Linked DNA regions of Mus musculus: region 2 is linked to region 1. The links are chromatin loops, found by intact Hi-C in ENCODE. Cell type or tissue: heart. All regions are shown on one strand.

The links. Hi-C counts contacts between places; a loop is a spot of excess contacts. Peaks named below come from ENCODE experiments on the same cell type or tissue, not always from the same donor. Only the 100,000 strongest peaks of a DNase experiment are listed, where the experiment ranks them.
Region 2: it touches region 1 in a loop (13-fold over the local background); 16 of 42 quality-filtered maps call a loop at or near these places.

Annotation. Positions count from the first base shown.
Region 1 is chr4:153,480,057-153,488,056 of GRCm38, forward strand. It overlaps Ajap1 (adherens junction associated protein 1), which reads right to left and starts at 2,774. Exons shown (of 6, transcript NM_001099299.1): 1 at 2,073-2,774. The coding sequence starts at 2,101. In heart, CTCF peaks have their summits at 1,079 and 4,549 (motif pointing left); no DNase peak of the experiment used is centred here; H3K4me3 peaks cover 2,494 bases; H3K27ac peaks cover 207 bases; H3K27me3 peaks cover 7,870 bases.
Region 2 is chr4:153,171,216-153,179,215 of GRCm38, forward strand. No RefSeq gene overlaps it. Among named protein-coding and RNA genes, the nearest start is that of Gm31055, 10 kb to the left of the region's middle. In heart, a CTCF peak has its summit at 4,596 (motif pointing right); no DNase peak of the experiment used is centred here; H3K27ac peaks cover 200 bases.

The sequences.
Region 1 (8,000 bases):
AGTGCTCATCCATAGTGCAGTGGGGAGCAGTTAGCAAGCAAGGATGAAGAGCTACAAGGGAGAAGTGTAACTCCTAGGCTTGGGCTCCGTGTGCCCCGTCCAGAGGAAACAAAGCCGTCTCGATCCTCTGATACAAACACAGGGCTAGCTTTCCTATTAGAACTGCAGAGAGTAGCCGCCCTTCCTCTGGGGTATATGTGTAGAAGATCACGCACACTAGCATCTGGCAGGGAGGGATCCTAAAAGGCCAAACTTCAAAATCAGTAACAGAGCCATGTCTGGAAGTCTGGCCATGTCCCTGCACAGTTATTCTTGTTCTGTGGTAACTGTGAATTTTGAGCCCCAAAGGAGGTTTCTCTGCCTGGCATTTGTTCTCTCCCTATTATCAAAATGCACTGCCCTTTCAACCTAACAACTTGTGCAGGTAAGTTGCCACTGGCAAGCAAGTGCCAGACTGCTGCATCTAGGAGCTCAAGCTGCCTCTGGGCAGGGAAGGAATCCCACTGGGTTGCTCTGGAAGCCTTGGGATCTAGCTGAGCCCTGGGACAGTCGGAAGCAGAAGGGGAGACAGACAGACAGACAGACAGACAGACAGACAGGGCATCTAGATCAGGCTCATGTCAGAAAAGATGTCCTTGGTTAGTTTGGTCCACACCCCAGAATTGCGGGAACCTAAATCTTAGCACAGCCCACTGAAAGATTCAGGCCCAGCCGGTGCCCCACACAGAGCAGATCGCAGATCGGCCCGATTATTAACCTCTTAAAGTCCACAGCGCAAACAAACCCAGCCACCAGGAAAGGGGATGCCAGTAATGACGTGACAGTCTTCCCTAGATGATGCTGACCAGCATGTATTCCTGGGCGCCAGAACCACTCGCAAATCAAGGACAGCTAGAAAACACTCTCATGCCAGTCTCCTTCAGACTTCTCAAAATCAGGTCGCGCGCATGTTCCTCCCTCCTTTGGCCCCACTTTCTCCCCAGCTTCATGCTGGTGGGGGTGGGTGACTGAGGCAGTCTGCTCCAGCAGCCACCGACCCCTTGTATCCTCAACACGGGAGCGCAGTGCATCCCAGTGGACAAACACTAGAAGCGCAAGCAGCCTTTCTCAGCTTCCATTTGTGATGTTCAACCTGGGTCCCAAATCCCGACCCAGGCGCAGCAGCTCTGGCCAGAGACCCCCTTACATGAAGGCAAGGGTAGTAGACACTGTGCTCTGTAAAGGGGGCAACTGCGTTCTGGGGACCCCAAGGCAGGATCCAGAGAAGCTTGAGCGACTCGGTAGGTGGGCAAAGTTTGCAGAGAAGGGTCTTTCTGGTCCGCCCCATAACCGCACTGGGCTTGAGTTCCTACTGGCCCGGAAGGTCCCGGACACAGACAAGCCCTGTGTGCCTGTGAGAGGTGCTTAGAGGCAGTTGCCTGTTGTCGCTTCCCCAGAATCCAAAAGCTCTCCAGACCCAGCTGTCTGCCAGCTGCGTGCGACCTTCTGCCCGGAGGTCACCCCAAAGCAGCTGGGTCGGCAGCTGTGCTCCTACTACACTTCAGTTCAGGGGCCCAGGGGCCCTAGGAACGGAGAGAAGGGCTGACGGAGCGGCTGTAGGGTTCTGGGCTTCTCCAACTCCACGGCAAAGCTGCTCGAGAACTGGGAGGGCCGGTGGCTCTCCCTGGCAGATCCAGCGTCAGCCCCGGCCCCCGAGTCCACCGCGCCCAATGGCCCGCAACTCGCGCCGGGCTCCGGAGAGGAGCCGCGCCGGGGCCGCCGGCCAGGACACTGCGCTGCTGGCGCCCTGGGCAGCGGGCGCGCCGGCCAGCCCCGCTGCCAGGTTACTGGGGCAAGCGCCCCTACCTCGACCCCACTCGACTCGCGGAGCGTAGGAGAACGGCCGCTCCCTGCCTCTCTCTGTCCGGCCTCAGGGACCAGCAGGCGGCCGCGCTCCGTGGCTTCGGGTGCACCACGCGGGCCGCCTCGGGGAGGCGAGAAGCCGTGCCTCGGTTTGCAACAGTGAGCAGCAGCCCAGCCTAGCGCCCACGCACCACCCCCCCATGCACCCTGCCTCCAGCCGGGTCGCTCACCTGAGTCCTAAAAGCTGTTGGATCCACATGGTCACGTTTCAGGGAACCCAGCCTCAGACCTTGCTTGCCCCAGCCATCTGCGCGGCGCCCGCGCCCGCTCGCTCCGGTCCCGTGGCGCCGCTCTTCGGCTTCGGGCCGCCGCCGCCACCCGCCGCCCGCCGCCCGCCGGCCGCGGGGCGCACAGCGAGTCAGAGCGCGGCCGCGCGGGGCTCCATGCCGGCCGGCGCGCCGCCGCCGAGGGGGCGCATGGCTCAGGCGGGCCGGCCCGCGGGGACGCACATCCTCCCGCCGGCTCTCGGGGCGCGGGGCCCCCACCGCAGGCCACACGGCGCGGGCGGCAGCGAGGCGGGCGCACTCCGGGTCTGTCGCCGGCCGCGAGGGTCCGAGGAGCGGGGCTTCGTCCTCCGGGGCGACGAGTAGCGAAGCGGGCGGCTCCGCAAGCCGTGCGAGGATCTAGCCTGCAGCCGGAGCTGCGAGGCTGTGATCGGTGTTGCCCGGGGGTTGAGAAGATCGCCCCTCTGGCCCACGCGGGTCGCCTCCACGCGCCGCCGGGTCGAGGGGCCTCTGTCCCAGGTTCTGACACCGATCAAGTTGCTGGAGAGCTCCGTCTAAGCGCTCGCTCTGCAGACAGCCGCGGCCCGGAGACTGCCAGAAGGCGGGCAGGGGAGGCGCGGGGCGAAGAAGCGTGGAGCGCGGGGCGTGGGGACGCGCGGCGGCGCCGCCGCGCGGAGGAGGCGCGCGGGGATCCCGGGCCCCGCCGCCCGCGCCCACCGCGCCCTCCGCAGAGCCGCCCGCGCCGCTCGGCCGCCTCCCTCTGCGCGTCTGCCTCCAGAAGCGCTTGCCCCCGCCTCCGCGAACGGGTCCCAACTCCGCCCGCCGGGCCCGGCTCACGTCACCCTCCTTCCCCGCCCCTCAACCTGGAGTCGGAGCCCCCAACCCGGCCGGTCGGCTTAGCTTGCCAGCCCACCTCGCTGGAGCTGGACTGGCGACCTGGGCTCTGAGTGGCCTGGGCGGCGCCAGAGAGAAGAACCGGGCCCACCCCTTCCCCATCCCTGGCCGCGTCCGGGTCTCCACCTTGGGAAAGGCTCGAAAGAGGCCGCAGGCTCCGATTGGACCGCCCGGCGCCGCCGGATGGTGTTGCCACGGTAACCAGATGGCATGCGAAGCAGTTAAGAGGTTCGGACCCTGTTCTAAGTACGCCCATTGAACGCAGAGGGCTGATTTGGGGAGAGGAGGTTCTCATGGGACTGGGGAGCTGAGGCTGTGCGAAAAGTTTCCTCCTGCGGAGCTGCACGGCGCAGGCGATGCGAGAGGCTGGGGAGGGTCCTCCTGGGGAGTCTCCCCACTGCCTGGGCCTGGCCTCTCTCCAGGCAGATGAAGTTTCAGCCTTTGGTTGGAGCATGCTTCTGCCCGGTTATTCAGTCTCCAGCGCAGTTCCCCCTCCTTCTTGGTTTTATGGCATCTGCTGTCTTCGCAGAGCCAGGGAGTTCTGAACCTGGCACTCCCAGACATCTTGCCCACTCTCCCACCCAGCACTCCCTGGTGCCTACCTGGTTAGTTGTGTCTGCATGTCCGGTTAGTGAAAGACAGGCTTTCTGTGGTCCCCTTTCACTGAAAGGAGTGACATAAAGGCAGAGGATCCCACGGAGGCCTTAGCTGCCTAGTCCCTGAGGAACTGTAGGAACAAAAGCCAGCTCTCAGCTCCACACATAGTGGGGAAGAAATGCAAAGCCAGGGGCCTTAGAAATGAGCTTCAGTCTGCGGTCTTCCTGCTTGGACTTTAGAGTCAGAGCCGGGAAGGTAAAGAGAGGCAACTGGGGACTTGCCAGGGTGCTGCAAGCAAGTGACTTCAGCCCAGCAGTTGCCCCCCTCAGGAGAGAGAGGGTGAGGCCTCCCTGGGAGGGTTGCTGGGGGGGGGGGAGGAGCCAGTCTTCCTGGGATTCACTGTGCACCCAGGCAGGTCCTTTTCCCTGAGCCTCCAGTCCAAGGTTTTTGGCAGCCAGAGATTCTCCCCACCCAGGCTGGACAGGACAACATGGTTCTGTTTTCCCTCTCAGGCCCTAAAGAAAGTATCTGGGAGCAAGGTAGCATGGTTGCAAGAGACTGAAGTTAGGTATGGGGTGCTACTGTCTTGGGGTCCTATGTCTATTACGCAACCTCTCCGACTCTTGGCTTTCTCATCTTACAAGACCCGTTTCCGGTGCTTTCCCTCAGGAGGTTTTAATTAGGACTAAATGAGTTGGCCCAGCGCACGTGCAGCTGCGACTAGCTGTGTGCCAGTCTGTCGTCCAGAGAGACACCCAGGTGACTCAGCGCTTTGAATGCCTGGTCACTTCTGGGTCCTCTTCCCGCAGAGCCCTGGTCCTGGGGGTTGGAGGGAGATGATCTTACAAAGTAAGGAGGCAGGGAAGTCCTAGCGGACGGAGCAAGCTGGACCCAGTTGCCAACCAGGAAGGAGATGCCTGCACTGCTGCCACCTAGCGGGAAAAGCTGGGGTGCTGCAAAAAGAGGGCCTTCCAGCAGCCTGTAGAGTCCTTAGGGAGACTTAGCCTGGGCAGCCAGGTGACTGGAGGTGGGGGTTCTGACCTGCTTTCTTCTACAGACCTTTTCACAGGCTTAGGAGACCCACTGCCCTTTGGGAAGGTGGCAAATCCCGTTCAGTCTGAGATGTTACTGAAATGTATTCTCAAAGATAACTCTAACAGGATTGGGATACAGCTGGAGGAAGAGCCTGTGTTTAGCCTGGATAAGGCCCCAGGTTCAATCCCCAGCAAACGCCCAGAAAAAGATTAATGAAGTCAATGTATGACTTAATAATGTATGCTCTTGGGGGCTGGTGAGTTGGCTCAGAGGTTCAGAGCACTGCCTGTTCTTCCAGATGACCGGGGTTCAATTCTCAGCATCCACATGGGATCTGACACCCTCACACAGACACATACAGGCCAAACACCAATGCACATAAAATAAAAATAATTTTTAAAACTGTATGTTCTTGTTGATACATTAGATAAGTAACTGACATATCCTGGTTATAACTGACAGCCAGATGCACCCTGGGACTTTTGCAACTTCATTTGCCTACAAAATGCCTCTGGCTTCTGTTTGATGTCACAGGTACCACCTAGCCATCAGCCCGCCACCCACAGTTATGACTCGAGAAAAATGTTCAACTTCCGGTGAGAGTTAACTAAGCCAAGATCAAATTCTCTTGCTCGTGTTTCTTGGCCTGATGGATACTATTCTGACGGGAAGGGGCTTGTCCAAGAAGACAGTGGATAGTAACATTTTCTGCATGCAAGGATGGGAACAAGAAAAGACAGTAGTCTCTAGGAAAATAAAACAACAGTAACATACATAGGGCCTCTCCATTAGGCAGGGGAGGAGACTCTTGGCCCCCATCAGGACGTGTTAGAAGTTGAACCTCTGAGAAGCTGGGACCTCAGCACACAACTCTACTTCCCCAAGGGTAATTCATGTCCAAGCCTCCCCAAGGCAAGCCCTTCTGTGTTACTTCTTTGTTTTTCTTTATCTCTTGATTAAAAAAAAAAAACATTATTTTACAGATGGAAAAACAATAAAACTTTCATCTCGCTGTGTGTGACCTGTTCCCTAGAACTCAAGGATATCACGCAGCTATCTGATTTATTTTTCTCTCCTTCGGAGCTAGCTGGGAGTAGTCGAGGAGGGTATGTGCCACTCCACCTAATACGCCGAGACATACACACACACACACACACACACACACGTCCATACATGAAAGCAAACACTTGAGGACACACAGATGCACATACATACACATGTGCCCACAGTTGCACACACAGAGGCATATGCAGATGAGCAAACATACATTTGCATGCTCCCACACACATGCATACACCTGACAGCCTCTGTATGCACAGACAGGACCCCTTACTGGGACTCTCTGTGCAAAGGGCAGGTCTTCTTGTAGCTTCTGGCAGCTCCTCCTCTGCCTGGCAGACATCCTGGCCTGGAGCCGCCAAGTACCACCACAGGCTGCTCTGCTCAGCCCTCTCTCTTCCAGTTTCTCAACAAAGGAGCCGCAGGCCCGCGGGAGGTCCTCCTTGAAGCTCTCTGAGGCCATTTACCTAATGGCCTTCCCAGACTTGACTATTTTTAAAACCCATCCAAAGCCAAATTGAGCTGCCATTGTTCATTTTTCTCCCGAGGAGGTAAATGTGTCTTAAGCATGACATTTGATTAAGTAGCTAAGTTTGGGGTTTTAAATGGAAGGAAAAAATGCTGATTAAAATCATTATAAGTTTCCGTAAAGTGTTCACACAGGTGTCTTCACCCCCCCCCCCCCCGCTCCCCAGCCTTGTACTGGCTCCCCCAAAAGTCACCTTGCTTTCTCAGACCTTCTCAGAGAGTTTCAGTATTGGGGGCTTTTGGAATGTTTCCTGTCACCCGAGCTGTCTCCAATTGAGGCTGCTTGCTGCTGAGCTCAGGCAGGAGTTGGTCTAGCCTGTCAGAGGTGGGATCTAAGATGACAGACACTCCCACCAGCAAAATGTCTCACAGGACCAGCATCTTGCAGCTCTGGGCCAACAAAGGAAGTGTAGAGCCTCTACTACCCTGTCTGACAGTGTGCCGTGCAGAAATGGGGAAGGGGGCTCCCTTGACTTGTGCTGAGCAGAAGATAGTGCCCCAGTGCTCTGAGTCCTGCCACAGGAGGAGAGAGGGCTGTGTGTGCTGTCCCAGCAGGATATGGCCCTCATTGTAGAGCTCTGGGCAGCAGCTTTGTCTTCTCTATTTAGACGGGAAACAATGACAGAAAAGAGGACCCATCTGTTTGCAAAGTGGCACAGTTGGAGAGTATTTCCCTGGCACCACAAGGCTGGGAGGGGCAGGAGCCTGAAACTGGGGAGATGAGAGAGATTCCTAGGATGGGCAGATGCAGGCTGGGACCCACGTCTGGAGAGCTGGGGCAGCCCCTTGGGGAAGATTTATTTTTCTCCACTGCCACGAGTTCCTCAGTCTTCTGCCCTGTGAGCAATTCTGTCTACTCTACCAAGCTTCCAGGTGCCCATGGCATCTGTGTAAAACAGGAGGGAATGGACAGGAAGCAAGAGACTACAGCAGGCCAGCAGGGGTGGGGTGGGGTAACACCACAAATAATTAGGACAGAGAGACCATGGGGGGGGGGATAGAAATAAAAGGAAAGTCCTCTTCCTCCCCAATTTTCCAGAATGTTCTGAGCCTTAGAGAGAGACCTGGAAGGCATGCAGGCCTTCACTGGGGTCTCAAGACAGGCTTTATCCAGGCCACTAAGCTGGCAAGGGACAGTAGCCAAGGGCATGAGGAACAAGACACCTGACTGTACTCGATCAGAGCATAGAAGGCTTGGCAAGAGACATCACAGGGTCCAGCTTCTCATCTTGGCATCCCCACTAACTGGGAAGCAGAACACGAACTCCACAGGTTTATGCAGCCTGAAGTATGGAGACAAGACCATCAAGAAGCAGGCCACAGGTTGAGGATCAGATCAGGCTGCAGCTGCAAGGCTCCAAGGCTCCCGACTGCAGGCTAGAGGCAGCAGCAGGAGACTCCAGCTTTGAGTTTGCTCTACCCATGTCTCCCTTGAGTCAGTTCATAAACCACATCGGTCATCTCAGACTGATATAGATGATGATGGAGGAGGAGGAGGAGGAGGAGAAGGAGGAGGAGGAAGAGGAGAAGGAGAACCCCAGAGTGCAGGACTCAGCCAGGCTTGAGTTCCTGCTCACAGCCGTGGGTGTCAATGGTCAACACAGCCTTGCTCTATGTGGTGTTCATCATTTAAGACCTAGGCTAGGACCTGATTGTCATTGAGCACCTGCAGAGCCCACAATGCTGTCTGGGAAGGAGTAAGAGCTCTTTTGTTCACATCTCATTGGCTGAGGCAGATCACATGACAGTGATGACGCCAGC
Region 2 (8,000 bases), 310 kb before region 1:
GGTAATTCATTTTGGAGTTGACAACATTATGAAGTTGGAACGAGTCCCAGGGACGCAGAAACGAAGGCCCTGCAGAGCTGCAACACCTGTTTTGATTAAAAGTTGACAGCTTTTATCAAATTATATTTATAGACACCCCCTTCTTCAGTCCAGAGGGGGTCTGGGATCTGAAGAGACTGTCATCTACTTGCTCACAACATACAAGAGCCGGGGGGCATCTCCAAAAGCAATCTCAAGAGATGCAGGGATTTCAGGCTCTGCACTGTCCCACCCTGTTTGCGCTTTACAGTGTAGAGGTTCTAAGTGCAGAAACGGGGGTCAGTCCACAGGGTCCATCTCACCCATGAGACACTCTTCTAGTCTTCAGGACCTTTATGTTGGCTTTCAGATAAGTACTGAAGAATTGGGATGTTAGCAAGTGAGACCTTGGCAAGGCCCTGAACGTGTTAGTCTCTGAGACCCATATGTTAGACCCAGCCCTCAGCATGAGGAGTCTTTGGGTGAGAGTCTGAGAGACCTTTGGTAGCTACAAGAATGAAGTTGGTGCCTTCTATTCACAGTCCCTTCCATTACATAAAGGTGTAGTTGTCAGGAGGCCTCTAGGAGGAATGGCCCCTTGCCTGGCACCCTGTCTGCTGGCCCGATGGCCCCTTGACCTCAGATCTCCAGGCGTGGGAACTGTGAGTGACATGTGTCTATGGCTAGAAAGCCCTACAGATGCAATGCTCTGTTAAGCAGGGTGGTGGACACGGGCAACTCCACTTCCCCTTACCTTACAAGGTGCTGGACCCAGGGAGATAACTCGGTCAGCAAAGCACTTGCTGCATATGTGAGGCTCTGAATTCAGTCTCCAGAACCCGAGGGAGAATCTAGGTGTGGCAATACACACGTGCAATCCCAGCACCCGTTAGGTAGAAACAAGCAAATCCGTAGGGTTCTATGGCCAGACAATGTTGCCTGACGGGACCTGAAATCTAGGTCACTGTGAGAGATCCTGCCTTACAAAATAAGGTGGGTGACTCCTGAGTAGCCACACCCAAGACTCACCTCTGGCCTTCATATTCACACATACATACATACATACATACATACATACATACATACATACAAACATACATACAAACATACATACATACATATACACACACACATACTCACATGTTACCATACATAAACTACATATACAAACTACCATACCACTCCACACATGCTGCGCACAAACACACCCGCACACATGTATGCCCACGCCCCACACAGCAGGCAACGGCTGTGTTCACTAGGATTTCCCTCAGCTCCTACAGCATCCTGCGGTTCCCTCAGTGTGGGAGTAAACACCTGCTTGCTACCCAGGGAGCCACACACGCCGGCTTCCTTTCTAGGCTTCACAGTCTGCTGTTGTTTGTTTTCTCATTTGAAACTGCAAATGGATTTTTAATATTCATTGTCAACTGTAACGAGTTTTCTAATGTTTGGCTCCTTGGTCTGAGGTCCAACAAATTCACACAGTCCTGTTTCCAAGTTCTTCTTACTGCTAGCACCAGTAGGTAGTGGTTTACATCCATCGCAGTTGCTGCCATTTTTAATTGTGAACTATCCCATATCATGGCGATTGCATTCAGCAAGCATGATATGGCAATAATATTAACAGTGGCTCCTGGATACCAAGGTGTGACCATCCACAGGTGCCCTTAGCTGGACACACTCCTTCCTCAGCTCCCACACACATGAATGACTGCCCTGAACTTGCTCTGCCTCACTCTGCTTCAAAGTACTACTAAATGTGTGTCTCAGTTAGGGTTTTACTGCTGTGAACAGATACCATGACCAAAGCAACTCTTATTTTAAAAAAGAAAACAAAACAACATTTAATTGGGGCTGGCTTACAAGTTCAGAGGTTCACTCCATTATCATCAAGGCAGGAACATGGCAGCATCCAGGCAGGCATGGCACAGGAGGAGCTGAGAGTTCTACATCTTCATCTGAAAGCTGCTAGCAGAATACTGGCTTCTAGGTAGCTAAGGCGAGGGTCTTAAAGCCCACACCCACAGTGGCAAACCTATTCCAACAGGGCCACACTGCCTGATAGTGCCACTCCCTGGGCTGATGATATACAAACAATCTCAGTATGTCTGGAAGCCTAAGAAACCGTCTGTATGGCCTCCCCAGCTGTCACCACCTCTCCAGGGCCACCACAATAAGCCATCATGTTTCTCTCTGTTTTCTCAGAGTCAAAGCCACCATTACAGCTCATTCTCTGTTGCTGTGATAAAACACCCTGACAAAAAGAAACTTCGAGGAGAAGGGAATTTATCTCAGCTCACAATTCCAGGTTAGAATCTACCAATACAGGAAACTCATAGCAATGAAGGCCCCAGACAGCTGGTTGCATAACTTCCACAGCCCAGAACAGAGATAAATGAATACAGGTATGCATGGTTGCTTCTGCTCAGCTCTATGTCTCCAGTCATACAGTTCAGACGCCTCTGCCTAGGGAATGGTTCTACCCGTGGTGGACTGGGTCTTCCCACACAAATTAACTTAATTAAGGTAACCACATTCCTCCTGGCAATTAGCCACACCACGTTGATGTACCCACAGACTAACCTGATGTAAATAATCCCTCACTGAGACTCTCTTCCCAGGCCATCCTAGACTGTGTCACGCTCACGGTTAAAGCTTACCAGCACAGCCATGTTTCCTGCAGTCGCAGCTTCCCTCTGCCTCTGCCTCTGCCTCTGCCTCTGCCTCTGCCTCTGCCTCTGCCTCTGCCTCTGCCTCTGCCTCTGCCTCTGCCTCTGCCTCTGCCTCTGCCTCTGCCTCTGCCTCTGCCTCTGCCTTCCAAGCCTTTTACTTTTGTCCCATGTAGATCTGTGTCTGTGGTTCATCCTTTTCTATGGCTGCATAGTTATCCACAGTGTGGTCACCTCACTATACATGCATTCTCCATGGATGGTCATCCAACATATTTTTTATTTTTTTGCTAGCACCAAGTGTTGCTGGAGCGATCCTTATGTGCCTTCAGACGAAGCATTTCCAGAATACTCCTTTCTAGATCTACTTCAAGCTCACCCTCCAGCAGATGTCCTATGTCTCTGCTCTAACTTGCATATTAAATGTCCCTACAATGTCCTGTGTTGATGGTTCTGTCACCAGCCTGTTCACTGTCCAGCAGGGGTGACATTTTAGGGGTGTTGGGAAGAAAGAAAGAAAGAAAGAAAGAAAGAAAGAAAGAAAGAAAGAAAGAAAGAAAGAAAGAAAGAAAGAAAGAAAGGAAGGAAGGAAGGAAGGAAGGAAGGAAGGAAGGAAGGAAGGAAGGTCACTAGGAGTCTGCCCTTGAAGGAAAATTTGGGCTCCAATTTTTCCTGTCTCTAGCTTGGCCTCTCAGTCTCCACAATCCTCTGCACATGCTCTGGCCAGGACGCTCTGGCTCCCAAAACGTCAGATCCAAGCAACAGAGTGAGGTCTATGAAACCGTGAGTCCAGGTATCCCTTCCTCCTAGAAGCTGACAGCCTCAGGCATTTTGTCACAACAATGCAAAGCTCCTAACACAGCCTCCATCATCCTGTGTCTTATTCACACCCCAACCTGTCCTGGGATGTCAGCACAGAACACCAGATTCCAGCAGCAGCCATTCATTCAGTGCCCTGAATACACTCCAGCCAGGATTTTGCACCGGGAAGGCTTACATAGACGCTTCACTTTGATCCCCAGAGTACACTCACAAGCTTGAGAAGGAAGACGGTCTCCAAAGCACTCAGGCCTCTTGGGTAGGCTACTTGAGGTCATGCAGCTTCCCTTTTCTCCCCAGCGCCAACGCTGGTTATGGGAACGGACTTGTTTAGCAATTACCTGCCCCCAGCATCTTCAAGTGTCTTCATCAATTCCACACTCCTCCTCGGGGAGCGACTCCCAGCTCTCAAGCGCTTCCTCTCGCTGGCTGTTGGCTCTTGCAAAAAGCGTTCTCCACCCACTTCTTTTACAACCTCATCATCGAACTTTATGACAGAGAGAATGAGGCTCACACGTGACCACGATCCCACAAGAGAAGCTCTCCTACCCTGGCCTTCCGGGAGACACATGTGTTCCTTCTTAGGAACGTAGCAAGCAGCTTGTACTCTGAAGATCCAACACTCCAGCTATAACTCAGGGACGTCTGTCAGATTTATTGACTGGCTGGGGAGACAAACGAGGCAACGGGTTTCTGCTCCAAATCATTTTAAGCTTAGGAAAGTGACACGCAATTTTATAAGTGCTCGGGAGAGTCTCGCGACTTCCAAAGATGGAGAAAGAAAGTTATCAATGTGCCTTTGGCGTCCTTATTGATGCGTTTAGATATTGACTTCGCTGCTGTAAGCAAAAGATGAGGATTAATACCCATACGAGAAGCACCTCGTTCTTAAGTCTCTCAGAGACACCCAGACAGGTTCTTGTGTTCCGGGACACTGCCCTTCTAACGCATCCTAACCAGTCTCCAATCACATCAGCGGGAAGAAAGGATAACAACTTAGAGCAGTTGATACCTGTCCCCGGAGGCCACTCTATGTGAACCCTGAGTGATGCCTTGGCTTTGACGCAGGCTGCTGCCCTGACCACCAGGAGGCGCTCTGCTGCTCTGGAGAGCCAGTGAGATCCTCCATCCAGGAGTATCCCGTTCCCGCAGCCCAGGCTCAGCCCTCGCTCTCCACGCCCACATTCTTTAGCTCCACTGACTCTGAGGGAGACTCCCCAGCCAGAGTCCAAGGTCAGCTGAGAAACACCAACCCTCAGTTGCTGTAGCTTCAAAGCAGAACACAGAAGCTTCCGTCCCGGGAGTGGCCGGCCTGTCTGCTGTGGTCCCTCATGAGCCTACTCTCTAGAGCCGTGACTGATAGCCATGGGGGAGCCTCCTGCATGCCAGGGGCCCTCAGGAGTCCACCGCCCAAACTCAGCAAGCTCTCAGCTTCCCAACCTCTTCAGCCTGGGGTAGGGCGTGGAAAACCTGGGCATTGTCCTCCCTCTCTTTTAAATCATACACGACGAGGTAGCCATAAAACGTAGATTTCTTTAAACAAACAAACAAACAAACAAAAATGAAGGTTTTTTTTTTTTAATTTATACTTTCATTTGCCCCTGAAAATATCCTACTCAATGGTACATAATAGAGGTTCAATGTGCCATCTTATTTTATTTTTTAAACACTCAAGGATTATTTGAAGTCCCATTTTTTAAAGATTTATTTATTTATTTAATGTATATGAGTACACTGTAGCTGTAGAGATGGTTGTGAGCCATCATGTGGTTGCTGGGAATTGATTTCAGGACTTCTGCTCCCTCCAGTCCTGCTTGCTCCGGGCCCCGCTCACTCAGGCCCAAAGATTTATTTAATATTGTAAATATGTAAGTACACTGTAGCTGTCTTCAGACACACTAGAAGAGGGCGCCAGATCTCATTTTGGATGGCTGTGAGCCACCATGTGGTTGCTGGGATTTGAACTCAGGACCTTCAGAAGAGCAGTCAGTCAGTTCTCTTAACCTCTGAGCCATCTCTTCAGCCCTGAAGTCCTAATTCTTTACATCTGTTTGTTTGTTTGTTTGTTTGTTTGTTTGTTTATGTTTGTGTGTGTAGGTATGTGCAGGTATGTGTGGTGTGTGTGTGTATATAGGTATGTGCAGGGGTGTATGTGTGTGTGGGTGTGTGGGTGTGTGTCCAGATGTGTGTGTGTGCACATGTGTGTGTGCAAGTGTGTGTGCAATGGTACATGTGTGGTATTCAGATTATTGTGTTTCCTCTACATCCACTGTGTTGATTTCCTTTTCTGGACATGAAACCCAGGTCTTCAGGGTTAGCTGCAGGACCTCCACTGCCCGAGTCTGCTTGCCAGCCCAGTGTGTCCTTTTGATTGAAATATGTTTTCCCTCATCTTTGATGACTTGGCTCAGGACTGGTATGGAATTATAAACAAGCATCCCTGTGTTCATCTGAGTGTTGAGGTGAGGTCCCCACTGTGCATGTCTTCCTGTCCTGGATGCCCTGCAGGACCCCATCAGAAACTGGATCGAAGATTTTCAGCCCAATGTGACAGTATCGTTTCAGGTTGTTATGCCCCAAGGATGGCTGTGAATCCCTGGGCAAATTCCCTCACCCTCAGATCTCAATTTTCTCATTTTTATGCTGGGTACAGCAACTATGTGGATACCCCTCCACTAAGGACAGAGGCTTGTCTTAATAATGGCCTCCTCATCCTTCGTGAAAATCTCATTAATGTGTGTGTGTGTGTGTGTGTGCCCCTCCATAGAGGCCCCCTACAGCTCCGCCCAGCCTAACCTGATTGGAGAGCTCTGACATCCGTCAAAGCTGGGCGTAGCTGTCAACTAGGAAGCCTGCTTTACAATGGAGTGTTGAATATCTTGTGGAAGAGAAAGCATCCCCATGTCCCTGTGAGGTTGGAAAGTCATACAGCAGGCTGTCCTCCGCAGAGGACCATCTGTGCTCACCTTGTAAAGCTGTGAAGTGGTTTGGAAGTGGCAGGTGTCCAGACCTGCAGGCCAATCTCGATAAACGTTACCAATGTAGCTGGGACTCTTTGGACTCTAGGTGACGAAGAGGCAGCGTGATGCTGATGCTGGACTTGTGCATCCTTGGTGGCGGGAGGGGAAGCTATGAGCCTCCTTATGGACAAGTGCAGAGTCAGGAGGCACCCATGCCACCCCTGCCCCCAGCCTGCTTTCATTTTCCTCCTGTGACCTAACCTAGAACCTAGCTGCTAGCCCACCACAACAACCGGGAAGGTCCAGCGTGGCAGGGACTCCCAGCCCTGCATCCATGCATCCTCCCAGGTTTCTGTCTCTAGGACTTTGAACTCAGGACCATTGGTCATTTTTGAAGATCCAAGTCTGGTTCCTGGAGGCTCTGCTTCTCCAAGTCCCATGGGCTTTGTGTGATTTCTTGGCTCTCTGTCTCTGGGATGTCTACTCGACTCTACAGGCTCTGATGCCCCAGTATCTAGGGCCAGCAGATCCTGGGGAAGCAGTTGATGAGCACACTTTTGCAGAATCCGTCCCTCTCTTCTTCCTGAACAAGGTATATGGGGGCAGACACTGGGAAAAGAGGAAGGCACAGGACAAAGGTCCCAGAGAGACCTAGTGCTTAGCATATAGCTCAGCAGTCGAGGGTACATGTTTGAGACGGCCTTGGACCAATGACTCAGCATCCTGGAAACACACCTCCTCCTGGGATAGCCCTGGGATCCCATGAGATCTAGCCAGGGACAAACCAAGAATCCTCTTGTCACCATCAAGTGAGTAAATCTTCGATGCTGGGGTGACAGCCTCCCTCAGTAGCTGGGGAGGCTGGGACAGCACAGGACACAGTGCCAGGGGCTTATATGGCAGTGAAAATACACTTCCTAGACTTCAGGCCTTTATTGCCCTTTTTTGCTCTCCCAGCATCTTTGTTGAGTCCTGTGACTGACAAACACTTCTTTTTTTTTTTTTTTTCTGACACAGGAGAGCACTGTGTATCCCTGCCCTGACAGGGTCATACTGGGAAAGCCAGACACCACAGTACAATGTTCACAGAGCTGATCCTTCAGAGGCTGCCTCCAACTTGAGGTACTTCTTCCAACCCTCTCCCCCACTCCCATCCCCCACTCCAATCCACCACTTCCTACCCCCACCTCCACTTCCCACCTCCATCCTCCACTCCCATCCCCCACTTCCCACCTCTATCCTCCTCTCCCATCTCCCACTTTCCACCCTTATCTCTCACTCCCATCCCCCACTTCCTACCCCCATCCCCCACTCCCATCCCCCACTTCCCACCCCTATCTCCCACTCCCATCCCCCACTTCCTATCCCCCATCCCCCATCCCCATCCCCAGCTGCTCTAGTCCCTTCCTTGTAGAGACTCTGCCACTTAGGATTAGGTAGGTCCTACCCAATGACCTGGACCTCGCTCAACTAAATCACTCTTGTGAGGGCCCTTTTTCCATCAGGAATATCCAGTCTTGACACCGTGACA